Regions from separate parts of the Homo sapiens genome. Here region 1 is linked to region 2. A link is a loop called in an ENCODE intact Hi-C map of the cell type or tissue named here. Cell type or tissue: endothelial cell of umbilical vein. All regions are shown on one strand. Each heading gives the region's core, and the rest is flanking DNA. Links, peaks and the distances in the headings are about the cores only.

What was found. A loop is a pair of places that touch in the nucleus more often than their neighbours do. Peaks named below come from ENCODE experiments on the same cell type or tissue, not always from the same donor. Only the 100,000 strongest peaks of a DNase experiment are listed, where the experiment ranks them.
Region 1: it touches region 2 in a loop (4-fold over the local background); 2 of 110 quality-filtered maps call a loop at or near these places.

What each region holds. Positions count from the first base shown.
Region 1 is chr2:234,836,968-234,846,621 of GRCh38, reverse strand. All of the region lies in intron 2 of LOC101927896 (a long non-coding RNA gene), which reads left to right. Among named protein-coding and RNA genes, the nearest start is that of SH3BP4, 110 kb to the left of the region's middle. In endothelial cell of umbilical vein, for the core only: no CTCF peak of the experiment used is centred there; a DNase peak (open chromatin) is centred at 6,121; H3K27ac peaks cover 1,058 bases.
Region 2 is chr2:234,686,584-234,696,237 of GRCh38, reverse strand. It overlaps LINC01173 (long intergenic non-protein coding RNA 1173), which reads right to left. Exons shown (of 3, transcript NR_132376.1): 2 at 490-589. Among named protein-coding and RNA genes, the nearest start is that of LINC01173, 8.7 kb to the right of the region's middle. RefSeq lists enhancers at 701-1,900, 7,757-8,382 and a silencer at 3,719-4,013. In endothelial cell of umbilical vein, for the core only: no CTCF peak of the experiment used is centred there; DNase peaks (open chromatin) are centred at 1,577 and 5,117; H3K27ac peaks cover 1,700 bases.

The DNA of each region.
Region 1 (9,654 bases), core at 1,141-9,140, 150 kb before region 2:
CCTGGGGGCCTGCATTTATAGCGCTCCCAACTCATGTAATTCTCAAAGTAAGCTCAGGAGGTTCACAGTTATGAATGCAGGGGCTCAGACAGGTCCCTCCACCTCATTCATTGTCACCCGCCATTGTCTCTCCTCTACCCCAGGCTCCTGCCCAGGGTGTGGGGGCGACCAACTCTTCTGTCTCCAAAATGCTATTCTATTCTCTTTCTGCCTCAACAGATAATACATTTTTCTTTGGGGATGGAATGAAATGAAAACTTTCTGAATTTTGGCACTGTGTCTCTTTATCCTTTTGAAATGCCAGGCTCTTTGCTATTTTTGCTTTTAGCTGAGATATTGTATAAAGGTCCCCAAATGTGACAGGGCTCTGGTTGTCCGAGAAGGTTTGTGGGTTGATAATATAAATAGAAGCTGGTCCTTTCATCCAGCCCAATCTTTAGAGCTTTTTGCCAGGGCTCCTGTTTGGCTCATGTTCATGTTTGCTGAACTCCCTATTTATTTTGGACTTTGGTTTTTAGACCGGGTGACTCTGAATATCAATGGCTTAGCAACGTGCTATTTTTCATGAACACACCCCCAAAGTTTACTCTTTTGACTGATATTTGTGTTCTTAAAACAAAGACATTTAAAAAATAACACTATGTGCAAAAAGATGCTTATCTGTATTTATGTACAGATGGTTCTCGACTATCTTGGTTCAACTGAACAATTTTTTGACTTTACCATGGTGTGAAAGCAATACAGTGGAAACTGTACTTTGGGCACCTGTACAACTACTCTGTTTTTCACTTTCGGTACAATATTTGATAAATTACATGAGCAATTCAGCACTTTATTATAAAATGGCTTTGCATTAGAGGATTTTGCCCAATTGTAGGCTAATGTAAGTGTTCTGTGCACATTTAAGGTAGGCTGTGCTAAGCTATGATGTTTGCTAGATGAGACATAAAATGCATTTTTGACTTACGATATTGTCAACTTACGACGGGTTTATTGGGATGGAATCCCACTGTGAGTTGAGGAGCATCTGTATATATCTCTCTCTGTAAATTTCAAAGCAGACTAAATGTGCAGATAAGTCAATGACAGTTCCCCATGAGTAGAATATTATAAAGCCACTGCAAAACAACAAAGCACTACAGGCAATGCTTGTGACAGGTGAAATGGGCAGAATACCAAAAGAGTGTGAAGGCTTTACCTCCAAGTAGCTAATGTTTTGCATTATTCACATTCAACAGAGCCACCATTTATTGAACATCTGTTGTGTGCCAGGCACATAGCAAGGTGTTTTCATGTGCCTTTCTCATGAATGCTTGTGGAAAACATGAAACGGGCATCATGACTTCTGTAGACGGAAGTGTTCAGGCCAATGGTCAGGGTCAGGGTATATGGAAGGAATTCATTTGTCTGGCAGGGATTGGTTAACGGGACATGAGGGTCTGTTCCAAGCTGAGATTCCATGATCTAGCCATAACTCATACATAAATTCCACTCATCTCTCTCTGGAAGTAGGATTCCAGTCACGTCTCTCTGGACCCCTCTTTGCTTTCATCATAGTCCTGGTAGCAAAGCAACTCCAAGTACACTGAAACTAAAGGTGTGTCTGGGAAAGTTGGCCAAAGTGGACTGGCCAAAACTTTATTTATTTATTTATTTATTTATTTAGAGACAGAGTCTCACTCTGTCACCAGGCTGGAGTGTACTAGCGTGATCCTGGCTCACTGCAACCTCCACCGCCTGGTACAAGCAATTCTCCTGTCTCAGCCTCCCAGGTAGCTGGGATTACAGGCATATGCCACCACGCCTGGCTAGTTTTTGTGTTTCAGTACAGATGGGGTTTCACCATGTTGGTCAAGCTGGTCCTGAAGTCCTGACCTCAGATGATTCACCTGCCTCGGCCTCCCAAAATGCTGGGATTACAGGCATGAGCCACCATGCTCCACGTATTTTTAAAATGTAAACAGACCATAAACAATGTACAGATCTCAGAAGAGATGAAGGGGTAGAAAGTAAATGCTTGTTCCTTTTCTGTTGGCCCCAGACCCCCATGTCCCTGGCTCCCTTTTTTAGTAGCAGTCACTGCTGCCACTTCTTGCCTCACCTTCTAGAGAGTCCAAGCATATAAAATATTCTAAATATGACTGTCTTTATCCCTTGCTTTTTACACCCAAAAGCAACACGTTTCTTTTTCAAATGGTTTTCTCCCTTCTCCAATGCGACATCTAGGAGCTCATTCCACATGGGGGCATATCAATCTGCTTCATTCTTTTTAAAAGGCTGCATAGATTCAATTTATTAATTTACTTAAATATTCCTTAGCAAAGGGTCTTTAGATTGTTTCCAATTTTTCCTAATGCAAACAATAGTAGAATGAATAGCACAGACACGTATCATTTCGATACATGGGGACGTTTGTACGATAAATTCCTGGAAGAGACATGCTTTGTCAAAGGACATGAGAATTTTTAATTTTCCAAATTACTTCCATAAACGATGGGATAGTTTAATCCCCCATCCCCCTCAGTGGTATTTGAATTAGTCTCCAGACTGTTCACTTTCTGGTTCAATATATGCTAGTGGGCTGGGAAGAACACAGGTTAGTGCCAGTGGAATGGACCTGGCCAATTCACTTCTCCGTGAATCTCAACTTCCATCACCGCAAAAATGAAATGCCACCTGTCCAAGCAACATCACAACTTCTGTAAAGACTAAGTCAGAAAGCGTTCAGTGCCATAACTTGTCAACTCTGGGAGTGTTTGGGAGTGCCTTTGGTCAACTGCAAAGCTTAATGTGTGTGCTTCTCCGGGCCAGCATGGAGGCTTTGTGCTCTCCTCTCATGCGAGGTTCTGTTCAGTGGGAGTCATAACACCTTTGAGCATCCTCAGAACCAGATAAGGAGGCCAAGTGAGTGCACGGTGCCACCGTGGAAGGGGTTTGTAGAAGTCATAGGTTGGTCTGATTTCCCTCTTAAGGCTGCAGGCTGGGAGAAGGTCAAACAAAGCTCAGAGCGGCTGGATGTGTCATCCCAGCAACCTGGCCATGCCTGGTGAAATATGACAATGCCACCCTCACTAAGTAAAGAGTACAGTGACCATTGAACCCTACCCATGGCATCTGTGAAAAACTGCTTGGCTGCCGAACACCACTGTAGGAGCTGGGAAGCATAAATTTCAAATGTTCATGTCCTTTTGGGGAGAAAATGTGAGTTGAATTCTAACTTGAACATTACATTCAGAATAAAGTTATTAGCTGAGTGCTTGTTTTCTTGCAGATTCTACTGTAGTGTTACAAAATAGAGCACCTAAATAGCTATTTTTTTTGGAAAAAAATCATTATTTTTTCTGGGGGGAGGGGGTGGGGGCGGGAATGGAGTTTCACTCTGTTGCCAAGGCTGGAGTGCAATGGCGCCATCTCGGCTCATTGCAACCTCTGCCTCCCAGGTTCAAGTGATTCTCCCACCTCAGCATCCTGAGTAGCTGGGATTACAGGCTTTCACCACCATTAATTTTTGCATTTTTAGTAGAGAAGGGGTTTCGCCATTTTGGCCAGGCCGGTCTTGAACTTCTGACCTCAAGTGATCTGCCCGCTTGGCCTGCTAAAGTGCTGGGGTTACAAGCATGAGCCACTGCGCCCGGCCCATTGCATGCCTTTTAAAAGTTAATATTTCATATCTTAAGCTTAAAATAGTAAAGTAACTATATATTATACAAACTTCAGTCAATATAGAAGTGTGTGAAGTGTGAGACTCCTCAATTCCTTGTCCCTACCCGCAGCCCCAACACCTACATGCACTAGCAGGGGAAAGTTAGATCTTTACCTTTTTGAAAGCTTTTTTGGGGTGCATATTAAAAACTATGAATATGCACATGTATAAGACTATATAACCCTTTTACAAAAATGGAACCCTAGCAACACAGCGACGTGTAGGTTGGTTTTTTATGTAGATGATATTTTGATAGAGGGTGGCGATCTTTAGCTCCTAGAACCAAGGATGCATCATTTGCATTTTCCTTTGTGTTAATCCTGCACATACAGAGTGTGATGTTGAATTTTTCAGGCACACTCACCATGGTGGGGGGAGGGGTCAGAGAGTCCAGGCAATACCCTAAGAGAAGCGAGTGACCAATGCTGTGTATCCTAGAGAACATAACAGAATTCAAGAGGCATAATAGTCATCTTCAAATACCTGAGAGATTGTTAGAGGGAAGAACCGTTGCTCCATTCTGGTGGCTCCTGGAGGGGTGTCTGTGACCAGCTGATGGAAGCTTCAGGGTAGCAGAGATCAATAGACCCGAAGTGACATCCTAAGAATGTTGGTTTTGAGTCCTACTGGCTGAGTTCCAATCTTAGCTCTTCTACCTAGTAGCTGAATAAAGTCCCTGTGCCTCAGTTTCCTCATCTATAAAATGGGGTAAGCAAATACTTCTTCTGTGCTGTTTCTATGAAAAATAAAAGATATTCCATGTAAATCTCTCAGACTAGTACCTGGTGCAGAGTGAGCTCCCCCCATAACCATAATGGTCCTCCCAATGCTTTTGGTTGGTCAGCGGGCTATCTATGAGCTCTCTGGTCATTGATGGCCATATTAGCTTTCAGTGCTCAAAAGACTGACAGTCTATATCCCTATGCAGCACGACTTCAGAAAATCCCATCTTTTACCAGGTTTCTGTCATTGTGAAACTCCCCAATTCCTCCCCATTTCTGAGAATACCCTGCCTCCAGATGTGCCTGATCCTCAAGTCTGTCCTTGTTCTTTCCCTGTTGCTCAGCTGGCGGCTGACTCCTCCCCTGCTCTCTCAGATGAATGCCATTTACTGAACCAAAGTTGGCTTCCTCCAGGCTGGGTGGATCTTCCCTGCCCTGCTTCACCCAAGCATGATCCCAGGCTTCTCTTAATTCCCCACAACACAGCAAAAAACATACTGGATTGTTTAACAAAGCTTACTCCATGTAGGGAATGCCTTGGTTCCTGTACCCACCCCTGACGTCACCTGTACTATGGTCATAGTTGCTGTCTACCCAAGGGGACACATCTGCAGGTGTGGCGACACCATGGAATCAAGGCTGGGTTGCTTATGTCCTTTAAACTGTGGTCACTTGGCTCAAAGTCCAGCCCCTTGGGGCCCTTGGCCAGATCCATTTCCTTATTCTTCATTCTACTCCAGCCTGGGCAACGGTAGGCTGGTAAATTCTGTCTCAATAAACAAAACAAAAAGTCAGAAAGCCATGACTGTAGCGTTTGCCATTTTTTTTTTTTGGCATGTAAATACTCTCACCATGGTCTGTTTCAAGCTACCAACAGCTTAACATCTTGTTTGGAAAATTTCTGCCTGTTTGGTTATTGGCCTTCCAGGATGCATTGCTAGGCAGAGGCATGTGTGGTGTTCCTCGTGGCTACGTTGGTTCTGGGTATGATATGGGTACTGACAAGCAAGAAAATTGGAAGCAAGGAGCTCATTTCACCCTGCACAGAGTTTCTGTGGCAATTTCTCTTGTCTTGAGTTTCCAAACTAGAGGTCTGGGATTGAATGAAGTGAATGGGCTAAACTATCTTTTTGTTTTTTTTAACTTTAATATCCTGTATCATTGTCACAATGTAGCCTTCTTTTCGTGTATCTGTGAGACTCCTCCCTTGAACGAACCTCAAAGCTCTAGTTTGGGGATGGCAGATAGGGCACCAGGGCCAGTTTTCTGGAACCATCTATGCTATTTTTATGTGCTGGATATAAAAGACTCATGCTTTTTGACCTTTGCAGGTACTTGTGACCATCACACATGCTTCTTCCATAAAGTCTTGTCCATAAACTATTATCCACCAATTGAAATTTTGTTTAAGAAATAAAAAAGGAGTAAAAGTCCTTGGGACTCAATACTGAGGACTATTTTCGGTTCACATGCCTTTCCCTCCAAGAATCCTATCAGTCAGATTTCTGGGTTAAACTTTATTTTCACCCAGTATTTTCAATCTCTAACAGAATAAACAGCAACCCCAGGAAATAGATACATCTGCAGCTCTGCAAAGAATAACATTCCCTCCCCTCCCAGGCGGGGAGAGAGCACCGCAGTCCCCACTCCCCCAAGAAGGAGGCCAGATGCAAGGGAGTTTCCTTTCTTTGGCTGGTCTTCTAAGCAAAGTGAAGAATTCTTGGAGCATGAGTCATCTGTCCTGATTCCACGCGGCACTGCATGGCCAGGACCTCCTGGGGAAGAGGAAAAGTGAGAAAGAGGCTGTATTAGTCAGGGTTCTCTAGAGGGATGGAACTGATAGGATAGATGTATATATGAAGGGGAGTTTATTAAGGAGTATTGACTTACACGATCACAAGGTGAGGCCCCACAATAGGCCGTCTGCAAGCTGAGGAGCAAGGAAGCCAGTCTGAATCCCAAAGCTGAAGAACCTGGAGTCTGACATCCTTCAATCCAATCAAGTTGACACTCAATATTAACCTACAGAGGCGACCCACCACTCATGGTTCTGTGTCCCTGAGTAGGGCTCCCAGTCACTGCCCATCTTCTCCAGAGCTCTGCCCAGTTGTCACTTGAGGGTTGTAGTTTTCAAAGTGAGACTTAAGAACATGGGACTATATATATTTATGTATATATCCAGCAGTGTAGAGCTCAGGGTTGTCAAGAGGCCCAGAGAAGAGGGGAGCAATCTGTGCCTCTTTCTGCCTTGGTCCTGGGCCAAGGGCCATGTGCGATAATGAACGGGTCATGGCCCTGATGGGTGCATCTTAAACTGCAGTGAAGAACTCACCCTCCTCTTCTGCAGAGAGTCACCAGGGCCAACCCAGAGGCTTCGGGAAGCATACCTTTCAAAAGAGATGAGGAAGTTCTGGCCCAGATTCTCTGAATGCAAATATTCTCTATTGGTAAAAAGAACTCATTCTGGGACAAATCTTCATTCTGAGTTGTAGGCAAATTACCTTTGTGGTCACCAGACAGTAGCTCTGCCAGTTTGTTTTACAGCAAGTATGTAATTTAAGAGGTGGACATGCCCATTCCCAAAGGATTCTTTACTTTGTCACGAGATTCTTGACACAGGATTGCATAAGGTTTTCCAAGGTTTGCTGCAAGTTCATTCACTACTTGGATGGCCAGAAAAGCCTGCGATGTCAACGTCACTGTCAATTAAGGTCAGTCAGGAATGCAGGAAAAGGCCCTTTGGAATTGCCACCCAAGTCTTCCATCTGGGGTGGTTTTGCTAACAAACAAGTTCTGCAGGACCCGATGCCTTAGGACATTAGTGCAGTCTTCCTTGTCATTTAACTTTGGAATTGCTTAAGTGGGTTTCTTCACCATGACTCTTCTCAGGACTCTGCATATGAAAATTTGTGCGTGTCCTAGAGCCAGTCATGTTACAATTTCCACAATCTTATGTGACTATGTCACCCTATGGATTTGCATCTATTTTTACTGACCCTGTTCTGAGGAATCCAATTAAGTAGCTCAACTACCAATCATGCTCCACAAATCAGCTGGTGTTTAGTGCAGGAAAAGCTCTTCTGAAAAGTGTGCTTGTTTGTTTTTATACACATTGTTGATAGGGTAAATAACTCTTACATATATGCTAGAGACTTCCTGAGACCCCACCTGGTGGAGCCCGATAACCCCAGAGAAGGATTTGCTTACCCTGCTGGTCTCATTTCTCCCTTGGAATCCTGCCCTATCTGAGGAGCTGGTCAGGATGCAGCGGGGAGCTGGCATCTGTGCAAATGTCACACTCACCATCATGTCATCCACCCCACGACCCCTTCCTGAAGAAGACACAACCTCAGTTTCTTCAAATGCCTGATGTGTTAGCTTGGATTCTATCAAACAAGGACAGTGGCAGAGTTTTGGTTTTGTTATAAGAAGAAACGCTGCGTTGTGCGAGTGGTCCCAGTGTGCACGTCTGGGGTGTGCTTCAGGAAAACGTTAGGCCAATGATCAATTCCCAGGTGTCTTGACCCAATCAGTTTATTAGAAACAAGCTTTGTTTCCCTTTCTTACAAATATCTTCTCCACCACTCGAAGTCCTGGACCTGCCTGGTTTCAGTATTGTAGTGGGGTTCTCTTCCTGTAGGTGCTAAGTGGGAAAGGGAATTTGACAGCCAACCAGGCTGTTTGTTTTAAAACAGTCATCCAGGTTAGGGGTGGTGAACATAAAATATGTTCCAGAAAGGTTGTAAAATGATCCTTCCCTTGGTCATCTCCGGGAAACCGTCTTCTGAAGGTCATTTTTAGAAACAGGATTCTAAAATGAATTAAAGCAGCTCACCAAATAGCCCCTAGAGTCAGAATCCACTTGCACTTGTTATCATAATGAATTCTCAGACACAAGAGTAAAGTCAAATACTAGAAAACGGTTTTAAGGTGCTTTATTTAGCTCTTTCTGTGTGTGCATTGTTTATTGGCAGAATTCTCAATTCTTCTCTTCTGCCATTAATATTGAGTGAGCATGTGTGTGTTAATCAAAGAATAGCACTTTTGGGGGATACATTTTAAGGGTTTAAGTGTAATTATTTAGTTTAGAATTGGCTGGAATATAAGCTCCTCGGTGGAATATGTGGGAAATTATACAATGTGTATTATTGATTCACCATTGCAATACAAAGATGAACCCCTTTTTTGTGTAAAAATCAGTATAACTGCTACAATATGAGATATGCAGTAGTCCCTCTGCTGATGCTGAGGAGACTGTCAGCTCTGTGTATCCGAGGAGGCATTGGTTCCAGAATCCCTATGGATACCAACATTCATCGATGCTCAAGTCCCTTCTATAAAATGGCACAGTGTTTGCATATAATCTATCCTCATCCTCCCATAAACCTTCAATCATCTCTAGATTACTTATTATACCTAATACATGTAAATGGTTGTTGTATTGTTTTTAAAATTCATATTATTATTATTATTATTTTTCCCCTGACTATTTTTGGACCACAATGGGTTGAATCCTTGGATTCGGGTCCTGTGTTTACTGTACTGAAAATGTCAACAGCAAGGATCATGGTAGGATGGAGGGGTGTTAGGGGTTGGGCCCTGGAGTCATAAAAATTGCACTGTGTCCTGGCCTCTCTGTTTACCAGCTGTTGAATCTTGTGCCTGTTACTTAATTTCTGTGAGTCCCACTTCCCTCATCTGTAAAATGCAGAGGGCACTAGTAACTTACCTCATGGTCTGAGAATTCTTTCACTCGCTCGTTCAATAATTGATTATGCACCAACCAGGCACTGTCACCAGCTCGGGGAAATAGGACAGAGGCAGCATCTTGTGAATATTCAATACATATTGACTCTTTTTTTTTTTTTTTTTGAGACGGAGTCCTGCTCTGTCGCCCAGGCTGGAGTGCAGTGACGCGATCTTGGCTCACTGCAAGCTCCGCCTCCCGGGTTCACGCCATTCTCCTGCCTCAGCCTCCCGAGTAGCTGGGACTACAGGCGCCCGCCACCATGCCTGGCTAAATTTTGTATTTTTAGTAGAGATGGGGTTTCACCTGCATATTGACTCTTACTTCCCAAATTAGTAGGAAGAAGAGGAGAGGTGCTCTTGCCTTATAAATATCCCTTCCCAGGTGGGCGTGGTGGCTCACACCTGTAATCCCAGCACTTTGGGAAGCCGAGGTGGGCGGATCACCTGAGGTCGGAAGTTTGAGACCAGCCTGGCCAACAT
Region 2 (9,654 bases), core at 468-8,467:
GTGTAAAAACAGTGCTGGTATAAATCTTAAAAAAACGCTATCTCAGAGGAAAGGGATAGCAGGTAGAGAAGCTAAATTCTTTGAATATATCTCGTTTTGGAATTTGACTAGAGGAAAGGGATAGCAGGTAGAGAAGCTAAAATTCTTTGAATATGTCTTGTTTTTGGAATTTGACTTGGGACATGTACATATTTTTACATAGTTGCAAAACAAAACCACCATTAAAACCATTCATAAAAATAGAAGGCAAAATAGAACAAATTTCATGATGTATGCATTTGATGTCGTACCACACAAAGAGAAACTATTTCAAGTGGTTTCCAAATATGGTAATTACAGTATACATTCCAAGTGGGATATAATGTCAGGACCAAAAAAAAAAACAACAACCAAACAAACAAACAAAAAAAAGCCAAACCAACCTCCCAAACCCCCAAGCCCTTCCCACCAAAAACCTGCTAAAGATCTTAAACAGTTTTCAGCAATTACCTTTTTGGTGATAGTGTTGGCATTCTTATTTGGAGGCTATTTGTGTGTGAGTAGAAAGCAAATCAGTAATGATGCTGGTGTCATTGAGAACCAGAATTTTCTGTGTGGGAGAAAAAAGAATAGAAGTAAGATTAATCAATTTTAGTAAAAAGCCTATATCCAGAATCTGGATCGGAAGCTAGCAGTATGAATTAGGAAGTGTTTTATCTTAATTTTTAGAAATTCCCTAGCCCTTTTTTTTTCTTTTGAGACAGAGTCTCGCTCTGTTGCCCAGGCTGAAGGGCAGTAGTGTGATCTCAGCTCACTGCAATCTCTGCCTCCCAGGTTCAAGTGATTATCCTGCCTCAGCCTCCCAAGTAGCTGGGATTATAGGCATGCACCACCACGTCCAGCTAATTTTTTGTATTTTTAGTAGAGACAGGGTTTCACCACGTTGGCAAGTCTGGTCTCAAACTCCTGACCTCAGGTGATCTGCCTGTCTCAGCCTCCCAAAGTGCTGGGATTACAGGCGTGAGCCAACACGCCCAGTCAGAAATTTCCTAGCTTTATAAAAGGCCTAGTAACAATGAATCACTATTAATTAGCACCCTTTGAACCCAGATTGTGGTCTCTACATATCATTTCCCACAAAAAGGAACCAGGGCTCTTGAGAAGAGTTAATACAGATTCTGCAGTCAAGGAAAATGCAGGATGTGTCTAGAATTTGTCATAATATCAAAGAAACCTGTTGGAGATTATTATAGGCACATTCAAAGAACCGAGGAGGAGAACAGGCAAAGCTAAGCTATCGCAAGAGAAAGTAAACTCATAATTGCTTGGGGCCCAGATTTGGAGAAGGGTAAGTGATTGCAAAAGGATATAAGACAAAAGCCTACTGTTTTTCTTCTTGGGTGAACCTGAACCTGAAATTAAGGTTGATGTGTTTTGGAGAGCTTTGTGATAAGGTCGGCAGGTGACCACCAGAGACTTCCTGGAAAGGTCAGCTGGGGCAGATCCCAGGCACAGGAAGCCAAGATGGAAACTGCCCTTTCTAGCTGTTGCCTCTACTCTGCCCTCCTCCCAGATGATCTGTGGTTGTTTTCATTTTTCTGAGCTTCTGACTCATATTGTGAATGGCCCACTTGACCTCTGCATTGGATGTCTCATAGGCATTCAGTGTTTCCAAATCTCAAGCTGATTTCTTGACCTCTCACCTGCAGCCTACGCATTAACATTACTTTAGGCTTTTCCATCTCTGGGAAACTACCACCTTCTGCTCAGTGGCTCAAGTCAGAACATGGAATCTCCTTGACTTTTCCCTCCTCTACTGCTCCCAACCCCCAACCCATCAGCAAGATCTGTCTGCTGTAACTTTGAAGGAGGTCTTAAATTGCCCTCTTGCCTCCTGGTTCACCAGGACTGCTCTGTGCAAACTGCTGCATATCTCCTTCACATTGTCAATGAAAAGAGTCAAACTCTGTAAAATATTTGAAGAGATTTATTCTGAGCCAAATATGAGTGACCATGGTCTCTGACACAGCCCTCAGGAGGTCCTGAGAACATGTGCCCAAGGTGGTCAGGGCACAGCTTGGTTTTATACATTTTAGGGAGGCATGAGACATCAATCAAATACATTAAAGAAATACGTTGGTTTGATCCAGAAAGGCAGAACAACTCAAAGCAGGGGCTTCCAGACTATAGGTGAATTTAAACATTTTCTGGTTGACAATTGGTTGAGTTTATCTAAAGACCTGGGATCACAGAAAGGAAATGTTCGGGTTAAGATAAAAGATTGTGAAGACCAAGGTTCTTTTGAAGTCTTATGGTGGCTGCCCTTTAGAGATAACAGATGACAAATGTTTCCTATTCAGATCTTTAGAAGGTGCTAGACTTTTAGTTAATCTCTTTAGGATTGGGAGGGTCTTGAAGAAAAAGAACTAGCTAGGTTAATAGAGATTCTTTATAGATGCAAATTTTCCCCCACAAAGGACAGCTTTGCAGGGCCATTTCAAGATATGGCAAAGAAACATGTTTTGGGGTAAAATATTTTGATTTTCTTCCTTGTCTCATAATGTTATGCCAGAGTCAGGTTGGAAAGTAAGTCATCCTATATAGGGTTAAATTAAACCCATCTGATGAGAATTTATGATTTGTAGAACATGACTCCCCAGACCCTTGAGATAGAAATTCGGACAAGATAAAAAAAAATCAGATGATAGTCCTCAGGATCACCACAATGTCTTTCAGACTCACTCCTCTGAGATCCACCTTCCATACAGCAGCCAGAGGGACGTTATTCAACCAACCAGATCTTATCACTCCAGACAGTGGCTTCCCCTTGCACTTCCTGATTAAAATCCTGAATGTGGCCGGGTGCAATGGCTCATGCCTGTAATCCCAGCGCTTTTATGAGGCCAAGGTGTGTGGATCATAAGGTCAGGAGTTCAAGACCAGCCTGGCCAAGATGGTGAAACCCCATCTCTACTAAAAATACAAAAATTGGGCCGGGCATGGTGGCTTATGTCTGTAATCCTAGCACTTTGGGAGGCCGAGGTGGGCAGATCACAAGTTCAGGAGATCGAGACCATCCTGGTTAACACGGTGAAACCCCATCTGTACTAAAAATACAAAAAATTAGCCGGGTGTGGTGGCACATGCCTGCAGTCCCAGCTATTCGGGAGGCTGAGGCAGGAGAATCACTTGAACCTGGGAGGTGGAGGTTGCAGTGAGTCAAGATCTCACCACTGCACTCCACCCTGGGTGACAGAGTGAGACTCCGTCTCAAATAAATAAATAAATAAATAAATAAAAATAAAATCCTGAATGTGCCTTGCCAGGCCCTGCAGATGTCCCATCCCCCTGGAGTTATCTTATGCCACTCTCTTCTCTTTTGTTTTCTTGAAAATGCCTACCTCTTCATTTGCCAAAAGGCCTTTGTTCCTAGTCCTGCACTTGGAATGCTTCCAATCTCTGCTGCAGCCCTGGCCCCAGCATAGCCCTGCTTTCCAACTCCATTGACCCCCCAGGACCCAGTGTGGATGCCAGGTCCTCAGCAATGCCTTCTCTCCTCTCTCCAACCCCCAGTATTAGTCAGGGCTCCCTGCTTCCTTGGACATCACCCTAAGCACCCTTCTTACCTAGTTCTCTCTTCTGCCTGTAATTATATTAGGTTGACACAAAAGTAATTGCATTAAAAGTAATGGAGAAACTACAATTACTTTTGCATCAACCTAATACATTTACTTACAGGTTTATTTGTTAATGCTTGTCACCCCATGAAACTGTGGGTCCATGGGGGCAGGAGCCTATTGGTTTTGTTACCTACCACTCCATCCCTCACTGAGGAGCTAGGTAAATATTTGTTAAGTGAATGAATCGATTCATTCACACTGCTGATATCACATCAGCCCTTTTGTTAGAAGCCTTTAAAAACCTCCAGTCTCCTATAAGGCTCTATCTTCCTTATTCCAAATTGCTTCATACTTTGCTTTATTTTTTTTGGAGACCGAGTCTTGCTCTGTCACCCAGGCTGGAGTGCAGTGGTATGATCTAGGCTGATTGCAACCTCTGCCTCCTGGGTTCAAGCGAACCTCCTGCCTCAACCTCCCAAGTACCTGGGACTACTGGTGTGTGCCACCATTCCTGGCTAATTTTTGTGTTTTTAGTAGAGACAGGGCTTTGCCATGTGGGCCAGGCTGGTCTCAAACTTCTGGCCTCAAGTGATCCTCCCACGTGGGTCTCCCAACATGCTGGGATTACAGGCGTGAGCCGCTGTGCCTGGCCCATACTTGCTTTCAGTTTATTTTTTGTATCGTATACTTTCACTCCACACCCTATTGCCAGTTTCACCTCAGTGTAGCCACATTTCTCTTGGCCTCTGGAGCTCTATTTTCCATACTAAAACCTTTATCATCCTTTAAAGTTCAGCTCCAACTTCACTTTTTTGGTGCGGTCTTTCCTTCTAGAAGTCTGTAACATTTGCTTGTAACACTCGAGCTCATGTTTCTTTCTGCCTCATAGTAAATCAGGTGCTTTAATACCTCCCTTTACCACTAAATTGAAAGAATAAAAATCTCTTAGTTGTTATGATATTCGTCTAAGTTTGTAGCTCATAGGAGTTGCCAGGGAAAGATATGTTTGTCAAATTAATAAAAGCTTTCTTTAGTTAAAATACCATCCTCTGCAGTTACAAGGTTCCATCTCCTGGATCTTTTAAAGCATTTGTATTTGTCAGTATAAAGCATTCACAAAAGGATTCACTTTAAACCTTGCTGTGGACTGATCCCGCTGGGGATTTTCTATTAATCATTTAGTATTGGGTATCTGGTGACGACGGTCGTAGGGAAAAGCAATGGGAGCAGAGAAGCAAAATCCCGCCCCAGGCACATGATGGTCTTTGCACAGCCTGGTCTTTGAGTTATCGTCTTTGTAAATGGATATGGTGGCACAATTTCAGTGCCAAGAAGATAGACTGTTTTCATTTATTTTACATTATACGTTAGGACCTAAATATAAATATTCCAGCTATTCATCTCAGCATGATTTGGTTGTGGAAACATAATCGGAATTGTCTAAGAGACGCAGGCGGTGTCTATTTTGGTCCTGGCACAGGAAACTCAGCCTTTGTCCATTTTTACAGTTTGATTTATGGGAGGTTAAAAATTCATAATGCAGCAGCTAACCTCCAGCAAATATTGTTTTTTGCATGAGCCAATTCAAACGCTCCCTCATCTCAGGTTTCCTGTTCAAACGGTCTAGAAATGTGGAGTTTAGCTGCTACACACCAGCTTAAACTACTGAAAATCAGCCAGCCTTTGCCCTGTGGGGATCGGGAGGGGCTCAGCCCAGAAGACAAAGAGAGGGGCTAGGGAGCCATCCATCCACCTCTCAGGCACACTTTCTGTGTCAGCTGCCTGATGCTTGTTATTTTACTTAATCTTCCAGTAATCTCATGACATAGACCCCATTAGCTTTACTTCTCAGAAGCAGGAACTGAGACAGGTTAAGCAACCTGCCTGAGCTTGCAGCACTGGTGAATGGCCAAATGGCTTGGCCTGACTGTCAGGCTGTATGTGGGGCTTCCTGCTGCAGACAGCAAGCTGCAGCATGGTGGGATGTCTGCAGCTTACTGCTGGCTGTCCTGCTGCCTAGAGGCAGCGATGCAGAGAATTCATATAGTGGAAGTTGCGGGGGGGGGTTCATTTTCTTCTGGGCAACAACACAGAGCTGCCCTGTGCTTTGTGAAGTGTGGACACATAAGAGCATCCTATAGTCAAAGCGTGAGCTACACATCTAACTGTGCCAGGGGACAGGTAAACCCCCCTTTCCCTGCAGACACTGCTATGGATGCCTCACTCTCCCTTCTACCTCCCCAGGCTCTCAAAGGCCCTATGGACGGCTCTGGCCCACAGAAGCTTCTGATTGTTTGAAAGGAGCATCAGGGCCTAAAGGCTGCTCCGTGGGTGCTACTGCAGGGTGCGGCTGTTCCAGGACTCAGGGCTTGTCAGGATCCCGCGTGTGTGAGTGCAGGCCCCAGAGACTCCACACTAATTGCACCTGCTCAAAACTCTCTCCTAACTAACTGGACCACAGAGGCCGTGAGATAAAGAGACCCTGCCCTGGGCCAAGAGAAACACTGATGTAAACAGACAGGGAGACCAGGATGGAGGAAGCACGAAGGTGGCAGAAGGACACCCATGAGGTCTGCTTGGCAGTGCTGGGCTAAGTCAGGAGATGCAAGTGTTGCGCTGGCAATGCCATGGCCTGGGGATTTGAGGAAGCCTCTCCAGGCTCCTTATCAGGACGTAGATTTCATGGCTGACCTAGAGCTACCTGAGCAGGCCGGATTCATACTCCATCACTTTCCATTAAAATATCCCAAAAACAGGCCGGGCATGGTGGCTCATGCCTGTATTCCCAGCACTTTAAGAGGCTGAGGTGGGAGGATCACCTGAGGTCAGGAATTCGAGACCAGCCTGGCCAATATGGTGAAACCCATCTCTTCCGAAAAATACAAAAATTAGCTGGGGATGGTGGTGGCCACCTGTAATCCCACCTGTAATACTTGGGAGGCTGAGGCAGGAGAATCGCTTGAACACAGGAGGCAGAGGCTGTAGTGAGCAGGAGCTGAAATCATGCCATTGCACTCCAGCCTGGGCGACAAGAGTGAAACTCCGTCTCAAAAAAAAAAAAAAAAAAAAAATCCGGAAAATAAAAACATCTAACAGCTTGGAAAATTAGGACCTAGAGTTTCTAGGCCAATGTTGGACCTAGAGTTTAGGATGACTATTTGTATATTTTAGCAGAGCTTGGGTTTAATTGAGGAACACAGGGAATTCCCCCAAGTCCGCTGCATGAGATCAGCATAGCAGGTCCCAGAGAAGGTAGGAAAAGACTTTGACCCCCTGGGTGATCTTTGTTTGAGTCCACATTAATCAGAAAACAGAGCGGACACCCTCTCACTGCACAAGGTCACTGCACAAGGACTATCTCTGAAGCTATCAGCGGTGTTCCTACTTTCATCTACCTTTATTCCTCCTCTATATCTTTGAGCTCTAGTTCTCGACATGGTGGTGGGTGGGGGAAGGTCACTTGGCCACCTGCACGTGGACAGGGTAGTTCAAGGGAGGTTGTAATTCATGAAAACTTCTCTGGGTAGAACAAACATTTAATCCACAGGGGGAAGAACACTCACCATATACTAGGCAAGACCAACACACTACATGGGATTTTTTTAAAGGAAAAAGATAAAAATTCACATATATTTAGACAAAAGAGAAAAGAGGGCAGATTATTTAAAAACAAACAAAAATTAATCTGACATCAGACATTTCTGCAAAAGCCAGGGGATGATGTCCCCAAATTCACACACTTCTAAGAGGTAAAAATTGAGTCAAAGTTAGGTACAAAGACTATCATACCCAGCCACACTTTTACAACACAGGGTCATCCTTGGTTACATTGGGGATTAGAAAATGACCATTCACATTCTCTTTTATAATTAGTTAAGAGATATTCTAGCCAACATAAAAGCAATCAATATAAAGAATTAATTACCAAAAAAAGAGCACCTTACTTAGTCACCCCTTTAGTTAATAAACATTTATTGAATGGTTGCAAGGTGCCAAGGCATTGTGCTAGTAAGCAAAATTTTGAACAAAACCAGAAAGGTCCATGCCCTTGTGAAGCCCACAGTCCAAGGGACAAGAGGGAAATAAACAGGCAAACACCTACCAGGAGACAGGTAACATAGTGGCATGGTGCATGGTGGGATGGTGACAGGGTGAGATGGTGGTGTGGTAACTTGATAACATAGTTCAGTATGACAGGGTGCATCATGACACAGTGGTACAGTAAGTAACATCTCACCATATCATGGTGAGATGGTGGCATGGTGATGTGGCATGGTGATATGGTGATGTGACATGATGGCATTGTGGCAAGATGTGATATGGTGGCATGGTGATATGGTGTCATGGTGATGTTGTGACATGGTGACATGGTGGTATCGTGGCATGGTGGCATAATGATGTGGTGATATGGTGGCATGATGGTGTGTGACGTGATATGGCATGATGATGTGGTGGCATGGTAACATGGTGGCATGATGATGTGGTGGCATGGTGGTGTGGTGAGGTGGTGACATGGGGACATTGCAGCATGGTGGCATGATGTCATGGTGGTATGGTGGCATGGTGGTGAGTTGATGTGTGGCATAGTGACATGGTGGAATGATGGCACGATGGTGTGGTAGCATGGTGACATGATGGCATGGGTGGCATGGTGGCGTGGTGACATGGTGGTGTGGTAATGGGGTAGCATGGTGGTATAGGGGCATAGTGGCATGGTGGCTTTAGGGCATGGTGGCTTGGTAACATGGTAGGTACGGTGATTCTAAAGAACCAAGCCCAGTTCAGGGTGGCCTGAACACAGGGTAGGTGAGAACTGAAATGGATCGAACACAGAGACCACACAGCACCACAGCCCATGAGGCCTAGGCAGAGGCTGTGTGGTCTTGATCACTAAGGCTCTGCCACTTCTTAGCTCAGCATCTGGCTCATAGTATAGGTCCTCAATAAATATTTATTGGATGAATAAATGAGTTACATTAAAATGGCCTAAAAAGAGAAAAAAAATCTCAAATAATTTTTACTTTATTAAAAATAGCAATGATAATATACGTCGATCTAGGTCTATAATGTGAAAGTAAATTAACAAAGACTAGGAAATAATCAAGTGCATAGGAAGAGATAAAGTGTAATAAATTTTAAGTCTTATGTAAAAAGGAGTCAAAATAATTGCTTTATTCTGGACTTAGATAATTAGAGAACACATTTAAATAGATATTTTAAAAATTAAAAGTATTCATTGGTATAATTTTTAAAAATACCATCGTACAAATAACATGAATATAAAAGAAAGCTACAGTAAAGTATACAATGGAAAGCCTAACAAAGCAAGATGAGAGGCATAAGGGTCAAGCATTTTCGTTATGATGATAAATGTTGGCAGTTTAAATTCCGCTATATCAAAGCAAAGTCTTATAATAGGAAGCAAAAATAGGATATGATACAAGAAATAAATATTAAGGAGAGCTCTTTTACAATTTAAAATAAAAGACTGGGGAAAGATAGACAGGAAAGTTCACATGACAGAGGAAACGATTATTTCAATATGAAGAAAATGTAGGCATCAACTCAAGGAGCCTTAAAGTGGCAATAAAAGTCATGTTGTGTTATGAAAGGTATTAGCAGTAAAAATGGTCCTTAGCCTTCATATGCTGAGAAACACAGTACTGGCACTGTATATTCACATTTTAAAAGTCAAGAAGAAATGATCAAAATACAACTATTAGGGAGAGTTTATCAGTACCACTACTCTATGGTAGATCAGGAAACAATGAAAAGAGAATTAGTTGCGTGTGGCTGCCATAACAAATTGCCACAAATGTGATGGTTTAAAATGACACATATTGACTGTCTCACAATTGTGCAGGTCAGAAGGCTGTAATCAGTTTCACTGGGCTGAAATGGAGATGTCAGTAGGGCCTCACCGTCTCCAGAGGCTCTGGGGAGGACCTGTTTTCCTGCCCTTTCTTGTCTTTTCTAGCTTGGAGCTGCATTCCTTACATTCCCTGGCTCCTGGCCCCTCCCTCCACCTTCAAAGCCAGCAGCATAGCATCCAGCT